Linked DNA regions of Homo sapiens: region 2 is linked to region 1. The links are chromatin loops, found by intact Hi-C in ENCODE. Cell type or tissue: dorsolateral prefrontal cortex. All regions are shown on one strand. Links, peaks and the distances in the headings refer to the core of each region. The heading gives the core; the rest is flanking DNA. Region 1 overlaps BRAP (BRCA1 associated protein). Region 2 overlaps ATXN2 (ataxin 2).

The links. Peaks named below come from ENCODE experiments on the same cell type or tissue, not always from the same donor. Only the 100,000 strongest peaks of a DNase experiment are listed, where the experiment ranks them.
Region 2: it touches region 1 in a loop (2.4-fold over the local background); 21 of 110 quality-filtered maps call a loop at or near these places.

Annotation. Positions count from the first base shown.
Region 1 is chr12:111,669,719-111,678,348 of GRCh38, forward strand. BRAP (BRCA1 associated protein) reads right to left here. Exons shown (of 12, transcript NM_006768.5): 5 at 2,943-3,056. It also overlaps the pseudogene PCNPP1. Among named protein-coding and RNA genes, the nearest start is that of BRAP, 12 kb to the right of the region's middle. In dorsolateral prefrontal cortex, for the core only: a CTCF peak has its summit at 3,954 (motif pointing left); no DNase peak of the experiment used is centred there; H3K27ac peaks cover 343 bases.
Region 2 is chr12:111,524,613-111,533,242 of GRCh38, forward strand. ATXN2 (ataxin 2) reads right to left here. Exons shown (of 25, transcript NM_001372574.1): 6 at 580-704. Among named protein-coding and RNA genes, the nearest start is that of ATXN2, 70 kb to the right of the region's middle. In dorsolateral prefrontal cortex, for the core only: CTCF peaks have their summits at 4,998 (motif pointing left) and 5,199; a DNase peak (open chromatin) is centred at 5,000; H3K27ac peaks cover 597 bases.

The DNA of each region.
Region 1 (8,630 bases), core at 157-8,156:
CTCAATATTTAAACAAAAAATGAAAGAGAAAAAAAAAGTGGCTCCAAAAATAGTCTTATACCATTCTTTAAAAAAGGAAACTGTTCCTTTTAAGTTTACACCCACCCCACACCCCAATTTCAAAACATCGTTTAATTGTCTTGGTCATTGACATTTCCAACATAAGATTTTATATTTCGCTCCCATAGCTTCTGGTTATCAAAAAACCCATGCTTTCTTTTATTGAAGGAGTTTGGTCCAGCTGATGTTGGTGTATCCCTTCCAATATTCTTCATCTTCATCTTTGCTTCTGGAGATTTCCTCTGGTTCACTATCTTCATCTTCATTAAAAGCTGCTGCTCCTGAAAAAGTGCTTGGAGCAAGAGTTGGAACAGTTTCTTTTGGCTTATTTGATCCAAGTTTGATGGATATTGTTGATGCTTTCTTTGTCATCCAACTAAGGCAAATCCAAACTTGGAGATCACTGTAGGCTTTGTTGGGAGGTCTGCAGCTTCTTCTTCATCTGACCGTTTCTCAATGCTGCGACTGGAACTTTCCCCTCCATTACTGGAAGAAACAGTTTTAGTTTTCACAAGTTTTTCTGCCTCTTCTTCAGGTCCTCTGGCAGCTCCAGCTCGCTGAGACTTTTCAGCCTTCTTCTCTCCCATCCAACATTTTCCCCCGCCACCCACTTATCAAATTTTGATTTCACCTAATCAAATGCTAAAACAATCTACTCAGAACTAACTTCCATCAAGCGGATCTCAAAGTAAAAAGACCTTCAGGTCTACTTAATTTTTTAATTTTGTTTTTTAGATGGGAGTCTTGTTCTGTTGCCCAGGCTAGAGTGCAGTGGCGCAATCTCAGCTCACTGCAACCTCGGCCTCCGGGGTTTAAGCAATTCTGCCTCAGCCTCCGGAGTAGCTGAGACTACAGGCATCTGCCACGACACCAGGCTAATTTTTGTATATTTAGTAGAGATGAGTTTCCTCATGTTGGCCAGGCTGGTCTCAAACTCCTGACCTCAAGTTATCCGCCCACCTTGGCCTTCTAAAGTGCTGGGATTACAAGCATGAGACATCGCATCTGGCCCAGGTCTAATTTAAAATAAAAGAAATCTGGCCGGGCGCGGTGGCTCATGCCTGTAATCCTAACACTTTGGGAGGCCAAAGTGGGCCGATCACCTGAGATCAGAAGTTTGAGACCAGCCTGGCCAACATGGCAAAACCCCATCTCTACTAAAAATACAAAAAGTAGCCGGGAGTGATGGCGCATGCCTATAGTCCTAGCCACTTGGGATTCTGAGGCACGAGAATTGCCTGAACCTGGGAGGTGGAGGTTATAGTGAGCCAAGATCACGCCACTATACTCCAGCCTGGGTGACAGAGTGAGACTCATGTCTCCAAAAAAAAAAGAAAGGAAAAAGAAATCTTAATCTTAAAATATATCTTAAAATAAAGAGCTGTATTGCTACTTTACAAAATGATTCCAGTGACCACATAATATAGGAAAGGTTCCCATGGGAGTGAAAGATCAGAGCCATCACAAATTGCTATCAAAACAGAATCAACGCCATGCACAGTGGCTCATGCTTATAATCCCAGCACTTTGGGAGGCCAAGGTGGGCAGATCACTTGAGGCCAGGAGTTCGAGACTAGCCTGGCCAGTGTGGTGAAACCCCATCTCCACTAAAAATAAAAAAATTAGCCTGGCATAGTGGCGTATGCCTGTAATCCCAGCTACTCAGGAGGGTGAGGCACAAGAATCGCTTGAACCTGGGAGGTGGAGGTTGCAGTGAGCCAAGAGAGTGCCACTGCACTCCAGCCTGGGCAACAGAGTGACACTCTGTCTCCAAAACAAAACAAAACGGAATCAAGAGGCCAGGCACAGTCGCTCACACTTGTAATCCCAGCACTTTGGAAGGCCATGGTGGGAAAAATGCTTGAGCTGAGGAGTTCAAGAACAGTCTGGGTAACAGAGAGACTTTTTTTTTTTTTTTTTTTTTTTGAGACAGGGTCTCACTGTTGCCCAGGCTAGAGTGCAATGGCAAGATCACGGCTCACTATAGCCTGGACCTCCCCCGACTCAGGTGATCTTCCTGCTTCAGGGTCCTGAGTAGCTGGGACCAAAGGTGCTCAGCATCACACCTGGCTAATTTTTGTATTTTTTGTAGAGACAGGGTTTCGTCATGTTGCCCAGCCTGGTCTCGAATTCCTACACTCAAGCAATCCATCACCTCGGCCTCCCAACTCCTGTGCTCAAGCGATCCGTCACCTCAGCCTCCCAAAGAGCTGGGATTATAGGCATGAACCACCGCGCCCAGCCAGGGTGATCTTGTCTCTAAAACAAATTTAAAAAATTAGCCAGGCGTGGTGGTACACACTTGTAGTCCCAGCTACCCAGGAGGCTGAGGCTAGCAGATGCTTGAACTGGAGAGACAGAGGCTGCAGTGAGCCAAGGTCACACCACTGTGCTCCAGCCTAGGTGACACAGCGAGACCCTGTCTCAAAAATAAAAGGCAGAAACAAGAATTAGGAGTTAATATTGAAAACAAAAACATTTATTTTCAGCTCCAGGCTTCGTTGATCTAGAATTGATAAACACTCAATTTCAACAATGCAGTATCTTTTTTCTTTTTTTTTACGTTTTTTGAAATTTTAGAAAATGAGATATTCAATAAAATTCTCTATTTTAAAGTATACAGTTCATTGGCTTGTAGTATATTCACAAGGTTGTGCAACTGTCATCACTATCTAATTCTAGAACACGTCCATCACTTCCAGAAGAAAGCCTGTATCCTGTTAGCAGGCACTCCCCATTCGTCTCTTCCTGCCCTGATAACCACCAGTCTACTTTCTGTGTCTATGGACTGGCCTATTCTGGGTATTTCACAGATACCTTAGCATTCAATTTTACACCAATCTGATATATTTTAATTAAATATAGGAACAATTCACACTTACATCTTCAGATTTGAGCACTTCAGCTCTTTCCACATACACTAGCTGGCAAACGTCATCTTCTATTGAGTTGAACTGGCGGCCATTGCATGTCATATAAAAACTATCCGCATCAGCCTATGTACACCAATGGGGAAAAGGAAAAAAATTAAGACAGATACCCTGAAAATCTGCTTTATATTCAATATGCATGGCTTTATTCATTCTCATCAGCTTTTAAAATTTATACTTAGGAGAGAGAGCAACCACCAAAAGTCACATCTACTGAAGCTGATTGGTAGGCTAATCACACTCTGTAAGTCAATATTCCATGTTTACAGTATTTCCTGGGCTACAACAGAGTTTTTACCTGAACTGGCAGAAGGTACTGAAGTGCAACAAGCTGAAAGCTGGTACAATTTTCATATTCAACCAGCAACAGTCAACATTTCCCTTAATAGCAGTTTTTTTTCCCTCTAGTCATCACTTGTGCAGCTGAAAGTAAACACTCATTTCTGCAAAGCCTGGAACCAAATAATAACTGACGCTTGTTATGAAAGAACTCTTTAAGGAAATGTCAGCATTGGGCTGGGCGTGGTGGCTCACGCCTGTAATCCCAGCGCTTTGGGAGGCCGAGGCGGGCGGATCGCCTAAGGTGAGGAGTTTGAGACCAGCCTGACCAACATGGAGAAACCCTGTCTCTACTAAAAATACAAAATTAGCCGGGCCTGGTGGCCCACGCCTATAATCCCAGCTACTCGGGAGGCTGAGGCAGGAGAATCGCTTGCACCCAGGATGCAGAGGTTGCGATGAGCTGAGATCGGGCCATTGTACTCTAGCCTGGGCAACAAGAGCGAAACTTCATCTCAAAAAGAAAAAAAAAAAAAAAAAGAAAGAAAATGTCAGCACTTATGTTAGAAAAAAATAAAAGACCAGGGGAACTGGTATGAGATGAAAAACCAACTACTCTTTAATAAACCAAATAATAATAATAATAATATATGATAGTTAGATCCCATCTAATGGGTCCCATCAGGAGGTCTTAAACCGCCACCTAGTGTCCAATACCAAAAGCAAAGCTCTTGGTCAAGGTCAAGGGGCCCAAGATGAACCAGCCTTTAAAATACTAACAGTCTCATTTGCTAGCGTTAGAAAATGGGTGAAATGTGGACAAACAGTCCCTTTGAGGCAAAGCTGCAAAGGCACATGTGCGTCTATGAAATGGACACAGGTAAACAGAACCTTCTAGTCTAGCCTTAGTAGCAAGCAATGGAGACGATTCCAGTTTTTAAACTCAGCCAATTTTTTAAGGCAAGCGGGGAGGCCAAGGCTTGTCTGGATTTTATTCCCATACGGGCATTAATCCAAACACAGAAAGTTATGTGCTTTGGCCCTACCAACATTGACAGGCTGCTTCTGGGAATTCTGCAACAGGAAATGCAGCATCGTCAACCTTAAGGAAGAGATTCAGGGCTGCACCAGGCAAAAATATTCCTGCCTGTCCACCCTCACAAGGTTCTGAATCTCACAGACACTGTAAGCTTCTCGATAGCTTTTAATTCCCCTCTAATGAGGTAATTGTGAATTCTTGATTACTTATGCTTCCCCCCCACCTTTTTTTTTTGAGATGGTGTCTCGCTTTGTCACCCAGGCTGGAGAGCAATGGCATGACGTCAGCTCACTGCAACCTCTGCCTCCCAGGTTCAAGCAATTCTCCTGTCTCAGTCTCCTGTGTAGCTGTGATTATAGGCATACGCCACCACACCCAGCTAATTTTTTGTATTTTAGTAGACACAGGGTTTCACCAAGTTACCCAGGCTCGTCTCGAACTCCTGAGCTCTGGCAATCCACCCACCTCGGTCTCCCAAAGTGTTAGGATTACAGGCGTGAGCCACCGCGCCTGGCTACTTATGCTTTCTTAACATGACCAAGTGAGCTAAGCAGCTGAGGAAGGATGATCAATTCTGAATATACTTTTATTTTGGAGGGGCAGAGTGGCAGCAGGTCGGGGTGGAGAGGCTTTACTTAAGAAAATAATCCGTGTATTGAGCATAGTGCATTACAATTTGAAAATGTTTAAAGCCAGCTGTTGGAGAAGAAGCCTCTTTAATACTAAGAGGTTACAACCTAATATGGCTTCCCCCATTCTTCAGGAGCAACGGTTTCTTGAAATGCTTTTGGCTAAGTAAGCAGCAAAGTCAGCACATGGATTCACCAGGAGAAAACGGACTGCCTGAAAGTCAGGGCCTTCTCTCACCTCTTCAGAGCCTCAGGCACCACCAGTGGCTGGTAGAGCCCTCTTGGGGTCTAGAGCTCTGCAAATGCTCACTAAACGACCAGCCTCCTCTACAGGAAAGGATAAGGCATGTGACCAAAACCATTCAATGAATTATTCCTTTCTGCTACCTGAGCCCAGGAGTTTGAGACCAGCCTGGGCAACGTGGCGAAACCCCATCTGTACAAAAAATACAAAAATTAGCCGGGCATGGGGGTGGAAGCCTGTAGTCCCAGCTATTTGGGAGGCTGAGGTGGGAGGATAGCTTGAGCCCAGGAGGTGAAAGCTGCAGTGAGCCGAGATCGTGCCACTGCAGTCCAGCCTGTGCAGCAGAGTGAGACCTTGTCTCCAAAAAAAATAAAATAAAATAAAAAAGGAGAAGAAGCATGTAGGTGAGTTGTCATGGTGGCCTACACTAGGATGATTGTGGCAGAAATGAAAAAAGTAAAAAGAAAAAGTACTTTTTTGTAATGACAACATCACTAAACAGCTGAGATTTCCCAATTAACATATTGATCTCTTCTTTAAAATCTTGGTATTAGAAATGCACCTTCACCTGTTCACATATTTTCTGAGCATCTAGTATGTGCCAGGCCCTGTGCTATGTACTAGGTAGAGAGTAGGGAACAAACTACACATGGTTCCTACTTCAACTCACCATCTAAATGCACTAAACAAAAGCCTGAAGCTAACTGCCAAGAACATTGCAGAAACAGCTTTTATTGAAAATGTTTGCATTGTGTGGACCCAAAACTTTAAATAAACCTGGCTTTTGTTTCCCTCTAGTCCTTTGGTTTTATTGTTCTCTTCTGAGGATTAACTCAGAAAAAGACAAATCCATTATGATCAAGTTCCTTCGCTGTCACAGGAATCAACTACAGTGTTGAGAACATACCTCTACTTCTCCAAGGAGGTGTCTGCTAAGGCTGTGGTAACTAAGCACGCAGGTGAAAAAAGCCAACATACTCTATTAAGTGGTCATCTGTCCTTTTCTGCCCCCAAGAACAACAAAATTGAACTTCCTTCTGCTTTTCCTATGTCCTGAAGAACTGTAAATTCTCTACCCAAAGACCAAGTTTCCTAAGGGTCACACTACAAATTGGTAAGCACACCCCCCCTTTTTTTTTGATCTTTTAAAAAAAATTTTTAAGAAACAGGATCTTGCCATGTTGCCCAGGCTGGTCTTGAACCCCTGGCCTTAAGCAATACTCCTGTCTTGGCCTCCCAAGGTGTTGGGATTACAGACATGAGCCACCACACCTGGCCTCACAACTCTTTCAGCTAAAGCTAAGGCCAACAGAAATTCAAAAATTACCAAAGATAAAGAGAAGGCTTATAAGTCCTTATTTAAAAATCTGTGGTGAGGAAAAGAATAAAAACATAGTTAGGTGCCCAGGCTATGGAGTCAGGCTGCCTAGGTTTGAACCCTAACTCTGACACCTACTAGCTGTTTGGCTGCAGGCAAGTGACTTATCTGTGCCTGTTTCCTCAACTGTAAAATACATGGCATTTTTTTTTTTGAGACAGAGTCTCGCTCTGTTGCCCAGGCTGGAGTACAGTGGTGTGATCTTGACTCACTGCAACCTCCACATCCCAGGTTCAATAGTTTCTCCTGCCTCAGCCTTTCAAGTGGCTGAGATTACAGGCGTGCGCCACCACATCCAGCTAAGTTTTATATTTTTAGTAGACATAAGCTTTTACCATGTTGGCCAGGCTGGTCTCAAACCACTGCCCTCAAGTGTTCCGCCCACCTTGGTCTCTCCCAAAGTGCTGGGATTAAAGGCATGAGGCACTGCACCTGGCCAACATGGCATCGTTGAGAGGATTCAAGGAGACAATGCATGGAAAGCACTTGGCACAGGGTCCGGTCTCTAGTAAGTGCTTCAGAGTTGGTAGCTACTGAGCCTATTATTCTCACTACAGCCGATATTAGTTTAACTTCCAGTCTTACACCAAGAGGGTATTATTAGGTATTAGAAAATCCCTGTTAGGATGATAGGGATTAGCCCCTAAGACCCAGAGTTAGCAATAAATAATACAACTCATGATACCAAGATAAAGGGTTCTAGCCCCATGGGGAAGAGCATGCAGCAACCTGTTTCGCAGTCTCAGAAAAACATGTCAACTTGAGCAACCTTCACTTGATCAAAAGACACAAGGGGAAGGATAGTGCAGATGTACAAGGAAAATTCATTCACAGTAAATATCCACAGTACTACCTGCACATTATGAAGGGCAGTACTTGTTATAGGGAACTGTGTGGGTTTATTAAACAGGTGACTGTGGTGGATTTATACGACTTCAGACTATTTCAAAAGCCTGAGTGCTCTTCAACATTTTTTTCCCAATCTATTTCTGGGTCTTTTCCTTTGTTACTTGCTTATTGCCCTAGTTGTTAAGTAGAAACTGTAACAATACTGCTGTCATAGAATGTCTCACAAACAACCGCCTCCCTTCCCCACACCTTCATCCCACTCCTACTAGAAGAGGAACGCGTCCCTGGAATTAAAAGTGAGGGTGCCACACTCTTGCTTGTCATTTATGTCTAGCTATGTAACCTTGGGCAAACCATGTATCTCCCTCTGCAGTCACCCTCCTCATCTGTAAAACAAAGATAACAACACAGTTTCCGCAAGGGATTGTAGTGAGGATTAAATGAGACAAAGTGTATTGAACACTTAGCACAGTGAGTGATACAGAAGCCATCGATAAACGTTGGATATTATCATCATTATCCTTATTATTACATGTGCTACCAGACTGAAATGGCTTAAGGCACGATTTTCCCATGGTTTGCAAAGCTCCTTGGCACCCTTGGAAGGCTTTCTGATGGACAGTGAAAGGAGCTATTCAAGTGCTTTTCTGTTCTTAATGTCAACTTGTAAACTTTAAATCCAAAGGATAATTGAAACCTTTTAAATGTCTCCCTAAATGATGGGGTACTTTGTAAACAGAAAACATAATAACTGTGTACTCTCTTGCAGACAGAACTCCACACTAAAGCTTCTCTCTGGAGATCACAGAACAGGTACACTCTTCCCCCACTAAAAAGAGAATGAGGCCGGGTGCAGTCGCTCACGCCTGTAATCCCAGCACTTTGGGAGGCTGGGGCGGGCAGATCACCTGAGGTCCAGAGTTTGAGACCAGCCTGACCAACATGGAGAAACTCCGCCTCTACTGAAAATACAAAATTAGCCAGGCATGGTGGTGCATGCCTATAATCCCAGCTACTCCGGAGGCTGAGGCAGAATGGCTTGAACCCAGGAGGTGGAGGTTGCTGTGAGCTGAGATCGTGCCATTGCACTCCAGCCTGGGCAACAAGAGTGAAACTCCGTCTCAAAAAAAAAAAAAAAAAAAATGAAAGAAGTGGGGGTAATGGAAAAATAATAAGATGGTGTTAACTTCAAAAAGTCTGGGAACCACCGCTTTTCTGGAAT
Region 2 (8,630 bases), core at 341-8,340, 140 kb before region 1:
ATAATGCATTAAAGAGAGAAACAAAACTAGTATGTGACAAGAGGCGTTTTAGAAATAAAAGAATTTTGTGGAGAATAATCCAAATTTAAGACCAAGAAATTTATGTAATGCTTTAATTCCAATGTAACCTAATTATTTATCTTAATGACAACCTTTTCTTCAGACAAGAGGCTTAAAATGTCCTACTTCAACCTCTTCTCTAGGTGAAGTCAACAATTAAGACACCACTTTCCTTAGGCTACCTTATTTGGCTGGGTGTTAAAGCAAAACACACCGGCATTTCCCATGGTTTCTAATTTTAATTTAAGCTACTTCTTATTATTTATTTTAATCACAAAGAAGTAATTCATGAGCATCCACAAGAACAGACAGTACTCCTGCTTAACCCCTACAAGTAAAATGACAAACATTTTTCTTTATATATTGCTTGGGAGAAAGTCTCTAGTTATACAACAAACCTGCTGCTCTAAATACACTCACTACAATAACAACAACAACAAAAGCACATTTAAATTACAACCAAGTGACAGGATGTCATACTGACCAGAGTCTAGCAATAATTACAAAGATGTTACTTACTACGTCATTTTCCAAAGCCTCAAGTTCCTCATTGGCTGTGAGTTCACCTGCATCCCAGGGCTCCAGGTCCTTCTCTTTGTGTTCGCCATTCACTTTAGCACTGATAGCAGAGTCAGTAAAAGCATCTGCAAAGAATGGTTTTGGTTGAAAGTTTATATAATCTGGCAATCAGTTACACTCACACACGTGAATTACCAACAAAGACATATGTTAAAAAACAATTACGAAAAATGAATTTCACATAATTGTTTAACTTAAAATCTAACAGAAACATTTATTGAACATAATTTAGGTTGATGAAAACAAAAGACCAATGCACTATAATAAAGGTAAACTTAAAACTTATGTATGTGAAGATAAACTGCTATCTAAACTGATACGGAATATATAGTATTCAGTAAAAGTATGCTTTCACGTTTAATTTAGCAAATGGAATCACAGATGACTATCAGTAAAGGTATTTTCTTTTCATATAATTTTAAGCCACACGAAGCATTTTTTTTTTTTTTTTGAGATAGAGTCTCGTTCTGTTGCCCAGGCTGGAATGCAGTGGCGTGATCTCGGCTCACTGCAACCTCTGCCTCCCGGGTTCAAGCGATTCTCCTGCCTCAGTCTCCCGAGTAGCTGGGACTACAGGTGTGTACCACCACGCCCGGATAATTTTTTGTATTTTTAGTAGACGGGGTTTCACCGTGTTAGCCAGGCTGGTCTTGATCTCCTGACCTAGTGATACCCCCACCTTGGCCTCCCAAAGTGCTGGGATTACAGGCATGAGCCACCATGCCCAGCCCACATGAAGCATATTTTAATATATTGACATAATTCATTAAATTATATTACAGGTAATTACTCTGCATGTCTCAGAAGTGACCAAGAAAATTTCTGGCCAGATGTGGTGGCTCATGCCTGTAATACCAGCACTTTGGGAGGCCCAGGCAGGTGGATCATGAGGTTAAGAGATCGAGACCATCCTGGCCAACATGGTGAAACCCTCTCTCTACTAAAAATACAAAAATTAGTTGGGCATGGTGGCACATGCCTGTAGTCCCAGCTACTCGGGAGGCTGAGGAAGGAGAATCGTTTGAACCCGGGAGGTGGAGGTTGCAATGAATGGAGATCACGCCACTGTGCTCCAGCCTGGCGACAGAGTGAGACCCTGTCTCAAAAAAAAAAAGAAAAAGAAAATTTCTATCAATCCATCAAAAATATCTCTTTTTTTTTTTTTCTTTTTTGAGATGGAGCTTGCTCTTTCACCCAGACCGGAGTGCAGTGACACCATCTCGGCTCCCTGCAACATCCACCTTCCAGGTTCAAGGGAATCTCCTGCCTCAGCCTCCCAAGTAGCTAAGATTACAGGCGCCCACCAACACGCCCAGCTAATGTTTGTATTTTTAGCAGAGACAGGGTTTCACCATGTTGGCCAGGCTGGTCTCGAACTCCTGACCTCAGGTGATCCACCCACCTTGGCCTCCCAAAGTGCTGGGATTACAGGTGTGAGCAACCATGCCCGGCCTAAAATATCTCTTTTGTTTAATGGATGCACTAATTAGATATACCTTCGGAGTACTTGCAGCCAAATATATGTGGATTTTGTTTTTAACTTTCCATATTCATGTCTATGTACAGTGGTCAATATCCCAGCAAACTCTTGCCATTAGTAAATGAAGCCATTCTAAGTGGTTTAACCCCTCCCAGAACCCACTTCTTCATATATAACCACTCTGCTACAAAGTTCAGGCCCTACAGTATTACCTGTCTCAGAAAGTTCAGGTAGCAGGCATACCTGGACTTCCTATTAACACACTCTCACTTTGTGTCCTCTTCTCTTCTACTAATGTTATTGAAGAGTACTGACTTATGAAAGCAAATGTAGCATCCACATGTTAGCTGACCATACTGCTGTCTGGCACAGGAAATTTTCTCTAGTTGGGAGTTAGACTCAGCTAAATAAAGGCCCACTGGGCAATGATGGCACTAGGAAACGCTCTGTAGATACAGGCTTGCATTTAAATGACTGGACCCATAGGGTACCACCTACTACGAACTAAGGAGTAATACTTCTGCTGATCTGGCTCTGCTGAGGAATATAAGCTCCCAGCCACTGTTCCTTCCCAGTACTGTAAGTTGCCACTAAGAGGAGGAAGGGACGAATCAACAACTAAACACACAATACTCCTACAAAAGAGGTTATTCCAGATGGATTTTTTATTTGGCAATGCTTCTATAACTGTCATTGTCTCCCTAATGGGCAAAGTGATGCCAAAATAAGAAATCTGAGCCAGCAAATTTAAGCATGGAACTTCAAGCCTAGCTAATTCTAACCTCTTCTTATCCCAAACTAGGTGTGGGTAGGTATGAGTGTGTGTACCTGTACATCAGGGAATAAAAGCATTAATCCACCTCTGGGCTTAGCTGCCAGCTCCACCAGCAGCACTACTCCCATTGCTAGCAATTCTAAGAGCCAAGAGTGTGCTGAGGGAGTTCCCCAGAGCAGCAGGACTCAGCTGGGGGTGGAATGGAGCATTCACTAGAAATGGCTGAATTTTGGAAAATCTCTCTAAGAGATTCTAAGAGACTAATGCTATCTTACCAACACCTCATCTTTGCTGAAAGCTACTGATGGCACTAGAAATCTGACCTTATTTGATACTAACCTGAATCACGTTCTTCTCTACATTATCTTAAAGTTATGTGGATTGCTGGCAAAAATTAATTTAGCCATGTGTATTTTCAAGAATGTAAAATGTTCCAAGAAAACATCAAATAATAACCTACCTTAAGATCCTGAAATCCCTTTAATTCTCACAACACTAGACAAAAAACTACACTATAGGAAAATTCCAAACGAGTCATATTATCTTCTGGAAGAAGCAACAGGACTGTTCCTTTACGTCTAAGATCCTGTTAATGTCTTAATCATACTAGTTTTTGAAAAGCACACATTTAAGTAAATAAAGCATTTATTTAGATAGAAGCTCAGTATTAAAAACAATACTCTTTTGATTCAAGAAATTAAAGCTCGAAGCAGCTAGAGATTTTTATAGAACCATATAAACGGATTTTTTTCTCACTACAGGGTATGTGTGTGTGTGTGAAAATATTTAGAAAGTCTTGAGTCAAGCCGTCTTCAAACCAAAAGATCCCAAATGTACACACAAAGTAGCTTAAATATGTTTTTACAGTATTATTCTAAACAAATTTCTAAAAGGATCCCCAAGTAAGAGCCAGTGTGGAAAAGCAAGCAAGCGTCTAAAACTTTAGGACCCAGGCTTTATTCCACTGACCAGAATTTAGGTTGTGTTAAGAGGGCATTATTAATAAATCTATTTTTCTCAATGCTACATTTTAATCTTAAATCTTCTGTTTACAATACCAAACTTTTTTTAAAAAAAAGTATTCACAGGTTATGTAGCAGTCTGTCGCTTTCGAGACAGAAATGGGGAAGGGGAAAACACAGAAGTGTGATTCTATAAAGAATGATATTCCTTGGTTTTAAAATTTCACCAAAAGTAGCTCTTTCTAAAGATGAGTAAAGGACTTAGGGGAAGATGTGCAGAAGTGGAGAGTTAGCACGAAATGAGGCTATATCATCAGGATGCTGAGAAAATCCCTGGCTATAAGTAATGCATTTCAGGCCAACATTGCATCATTAGCTAGAAAGGAAGCAAGATCTGGGTATCCATTCTGCACTATTAATAATATCCACTATCGTAAATTCTGATTTGTTTTACAGTGGTTACAAGTTTGGATTTTTGTTTCTGTTTCTTTAAAAAAAATTTGTTTTTGTTTTTGTTTTTTCAGAGATGGGGTCTTTGTCACTCATGCTGGAGTGTAGTGCCGCAATCACTGCAGCCCTGGGCTCAAGCAATCCTCCCACCTCAGCCTCCCAAGTCGCTGAGATTACAGGCATGAGCCACTATGCCCAGCAAGTCTGGATTTTAAAAAAAAAAAACACTGTTGGTAGTAAATAGTACAATGTTGTAACCAGGATTCCTGCAAAGTTGAGAAAAAAACAACTGGCTCTAATCTACAGGCAACTGTGGGAATTTGCATGCAGATTTTACCAATGCCATAAGTCAAAGAATATTAATTTTCCATCATCCCCTATGGTGAGAAACAAAAGCATTGTAACAACAAGATGCAAGAATACAACGTGACTATTAGAAAAGTGTTACCTGTTTCTGAAGGAACTACAGGTATAGAGAGAAAAAAGGAAAAACATAAAAACCATCAGATGAGATGATAAAGAATTAGTTTTTCAATTTATAAAAGCCTCTAGACTAGCAGGCGATGTTGGAGGAAGAAACAAAATTGTATCACCTCCAGCCCCTGTATCCCACCTCCATGCTACCCCCACAGCAGTGGGCTCTCAACACCTTCTCTTCTGATTCTGGGCAGAAACTTAGTCATTTTGGGCCGGTGATGCCACCTGCTGGTGGTCATAAAGAAATGTCTCGACCAACGTGTGAACCTCTTCTGGGTATCCCCAGCCCCATACCCAGGAAACAGAGTACATATTCAGCTTCTCAATCTTTCCTCTTTTACCTCTGAGCCAATAATGCCTCTGAAAAATCATTCAAACTTGTCTGAGCATTTTTTAAAGGGCCAGAATAATGGTCAAATAACTAAAATGGTAGTGTTAAACATTAGAAATAAATATACTTAAATGTATAAAAACTATAAAATGACATAAAACTGGATGAAATAATCATTAACATCAGATTTAACATCACAAACCCTCAAATGTGCTTCCAGAGAAGTCATCAAAATCCTCAGCTAACCATTTCTTCTCAACTAAATCAGCCTTTTCTCAAACATCAAAGTTCCATATAAACCTAAAAAATCATATTGTTTTGATCAATTCCTATTCCTGCGGCACTTTCAACAACTTTTTAAGACAGTTTCTCATTATGTGTCATCGTTATATGTGGACCAATCTATATACTATATAAAGTATCAGTATATAGATTGGTATCAGTGGGACTATTTAGTCATTTTTAGCACTTACTGAGTACCTACAATGCACTCATAAGTCTGGACGAGGTGGGGATTCACATTTGACTGATACAATTCCCAGCATTTCCTGTAGGAACTAGGAGCTCCTGGGTGTAAGAGACTAGTTACAGAAATGAAGCAAATCTTTTAGAATCGAATACAATGAGTGCTACAATACAATTAAAAACAAAGTTCTAAGGAACAAAAGGCTCTGGGCTTTCTAAAGTGACAGTGACAGCCTATCAGCAACAGCTGATCTAGGCCTTCAAGAACACAAGAAGAAAATAAGAAAGGGGAAGTAAAATGGTTCCAACATAGACTGGAGTGGCATTAAAAATACGTGTATAGCTGGGAGCGGTGGCTCACGCCTGTAATCTCAGCATTTTGGGAGGCCCAGTCAGGCAGATCACGAGGTCAGGAGATCAAGACCATCCTGGTTAACACGGTGAAACCCCATCTCTACTAAAAATACAAAAAGTTAGATGGGCGTAGTGGCCGGCGCCTGTAATCCCAGCTACTCGGGAGGCTGAGGCAGGAGAATGGTGTGAACCAGGGAGGCAGAGCTTGCAGTGAGCAGAGATCGCGCCACTGCACTCCAGCCTGGACAACAGAGCGAGACTCCATCTCAAAAAAACAAAAAACAAAAAAATGTGTATAGGCGGGGTGCAGTGGCTGACGCCTGTAATCCCATCACTTTGGGAGGCCGAGGCGGGCGGATCACCTGAGGTCCGGAGTTCGAGACCAGCCTGACCAACATGGAGAAACCCCCATCTCTACTAAATATAGCTGTGCATGGTGGTGCATGCCTGTAATCCCAGCTGCTCGGGAGGCTGAAGCAGGAGAATCACTTGAACCTGGGAGGCAGAGGCTGCGGTGAGCCGAGATCGCACCATTGCACTCCAGCCTGGGTAACAAGAGCGAAACTCTGTTTAAAATTAAATCAACAGGCTGGGCACAGTGGCTCACATCTGTAATCCCAGCACTTTGGGAGGCTGAGGCGGGTGGATCATGAGGTCAAGAGATCGAGACCATCCTGGCCAACATGGTGAAACCCTGTCTCTACTAAAAATACAAAAATTAGGTAGGCGTGGTGGTACACGCCTATAGTCCCAGCTACTCGGGAGGCTGAGGCAGGCGAATTGCTTGAACCTTGAATTGCTTGAACTACTAGGGAGGCGGAGGTTGTAGTGAGCCAAGATTGCGCCACTGCACTCCAACCTGGCGAGAGCGAGACTCCGTCTCAAAAAATAAATAAATAAAAAATATGTGTATAAACATTTTCTGAATTGTACACAAGAACACAGGCTTCCCCAGGGAAGTGGGACTGGGGGTTAGAGAGGAGATTATCTTTTCATTGAATACTCATCTGTTCTAACTGAATTGTATACTACGAGCATATACTACTACACCATGTATTATACAGATTATATTAAAGACTATAATACTGAAGAATAACACAAAGAAACAAGTTGGGGATAAGAAACACAGTTAAGGGTGCAGGATGTATGGACTGGAACAACAAAACCAAGGGCACAGGTGGAGCCACGCTCCTCAGGCTAGAATGGGGTAGGGGTATGATGACAAAAGAGGACTGTGGGGAGCCTCTAGATTAGGGATTCTTAGCCTTTTTCTTAATCCATGGGCCCCTTCAATATTTTAGGGAAGCCTATGAAACCGTATTCAGAATGTACTTAAATTCGTAAAATACACAGGAAATCAAATGAGAACAAGTAACAATGAAATGCAGTTATCAAAAACTAAAAAAATCTGTTGGCATAGTAACATACATGTTCTTAATTAAAGCATTAAATATTAAGATCCAGTAACAGGTTTAATAACTATTATAAATTTAAAGAGGTGATGAACATACATAATAATTTGAAGCCTGGTGCAGTGGCACATGCCTATAATCCCAGCTACTCAGGAGGCTGAGGTGGGAGGACTGCCTGAGCCCACAAGTTCAAGGCCAGAGCGGATACCATATCAAGATTCTGTTTCTAAAAATAATTTGAGGCCGGGTGCGGTGGCTCACACCTGTAATCCCAGCACTTTGGAAGCCAAGGCAGGCGGATCACTTGAGGTCAGGAGTTGGTGACCAGCCTGGCCAATATGGTGAAACCCCTTCTCTACTGAAAATACAAACATTAGCTAGGCGTGGTGGTGTGCGCCTGTAATCCCAGCTACTCAGGAGGCTGAGGCAGGAGAATCGTTTGAACCCAGGAGGCAGAGGTTGCAATGGGCTGAGACTGCACCACTGCACTCAGCCTGGGAGACAGAGCGAGACTCCATCTCAAAAATATATATACATAAAATAATAATTTGAGATACCCATAACATCAAGCGATATGAAATTAACTGAGTTCTATAGGTGCTTAAGTCATAAATACTGCTAATACTACTAGTTGTTTGTTGCCCATATTTTTAAATGGCAAAAAATGCTAAATTTCACTTGAAGGTTAGTGTAAATAAAGATGTAAATTTCTCTTCATCCAAGGTCATCAATGCCCTGAATTCTCTCCACAAATTCTTTGAGAATCCACAGATCCAGGTGAAGAATCCTGCCTCTTTGTACTGACAAGCAGGAAGAAAGAGCCTCTGCCATGAATAAAGCAAATAGGTGAGGGACTGGAAGGAGTGGTCATCAAGGCTGCAGAAATAGGTTTAAGGAAAAAAAAAAAAAAAAAAGTCTGCTGAACTCTTCTGAGGCTCCAGCAAGAGCTGGAAACCCTACATTCCTAACTAATCAGCCCCCCAGTGGGACTTTCTCCAGCCACACCCAGCAGGCTGGATTAGGAGTAGACAGAGTTTAAGATCTTAGAGGAACAGAGAACACTGTGAGGGGCAAGAAGAGAATAGAAGTGTAAAGTTTATAGCTGTGGTCAGAGTAGATCTTGAAAAGCATTCTGGAAGAGAAGCAGTTCCTTCCGAGTGATGACACAGTCATGAAAGCAGGATGCTACAACGCCGTGGAGGTGAAAGGGATGTATGGAACAGAACTTAGGAGGCTATGTTTCCTAAAGAATAGTGTTCTCCAAATGATCCATTTGAAAATAAAT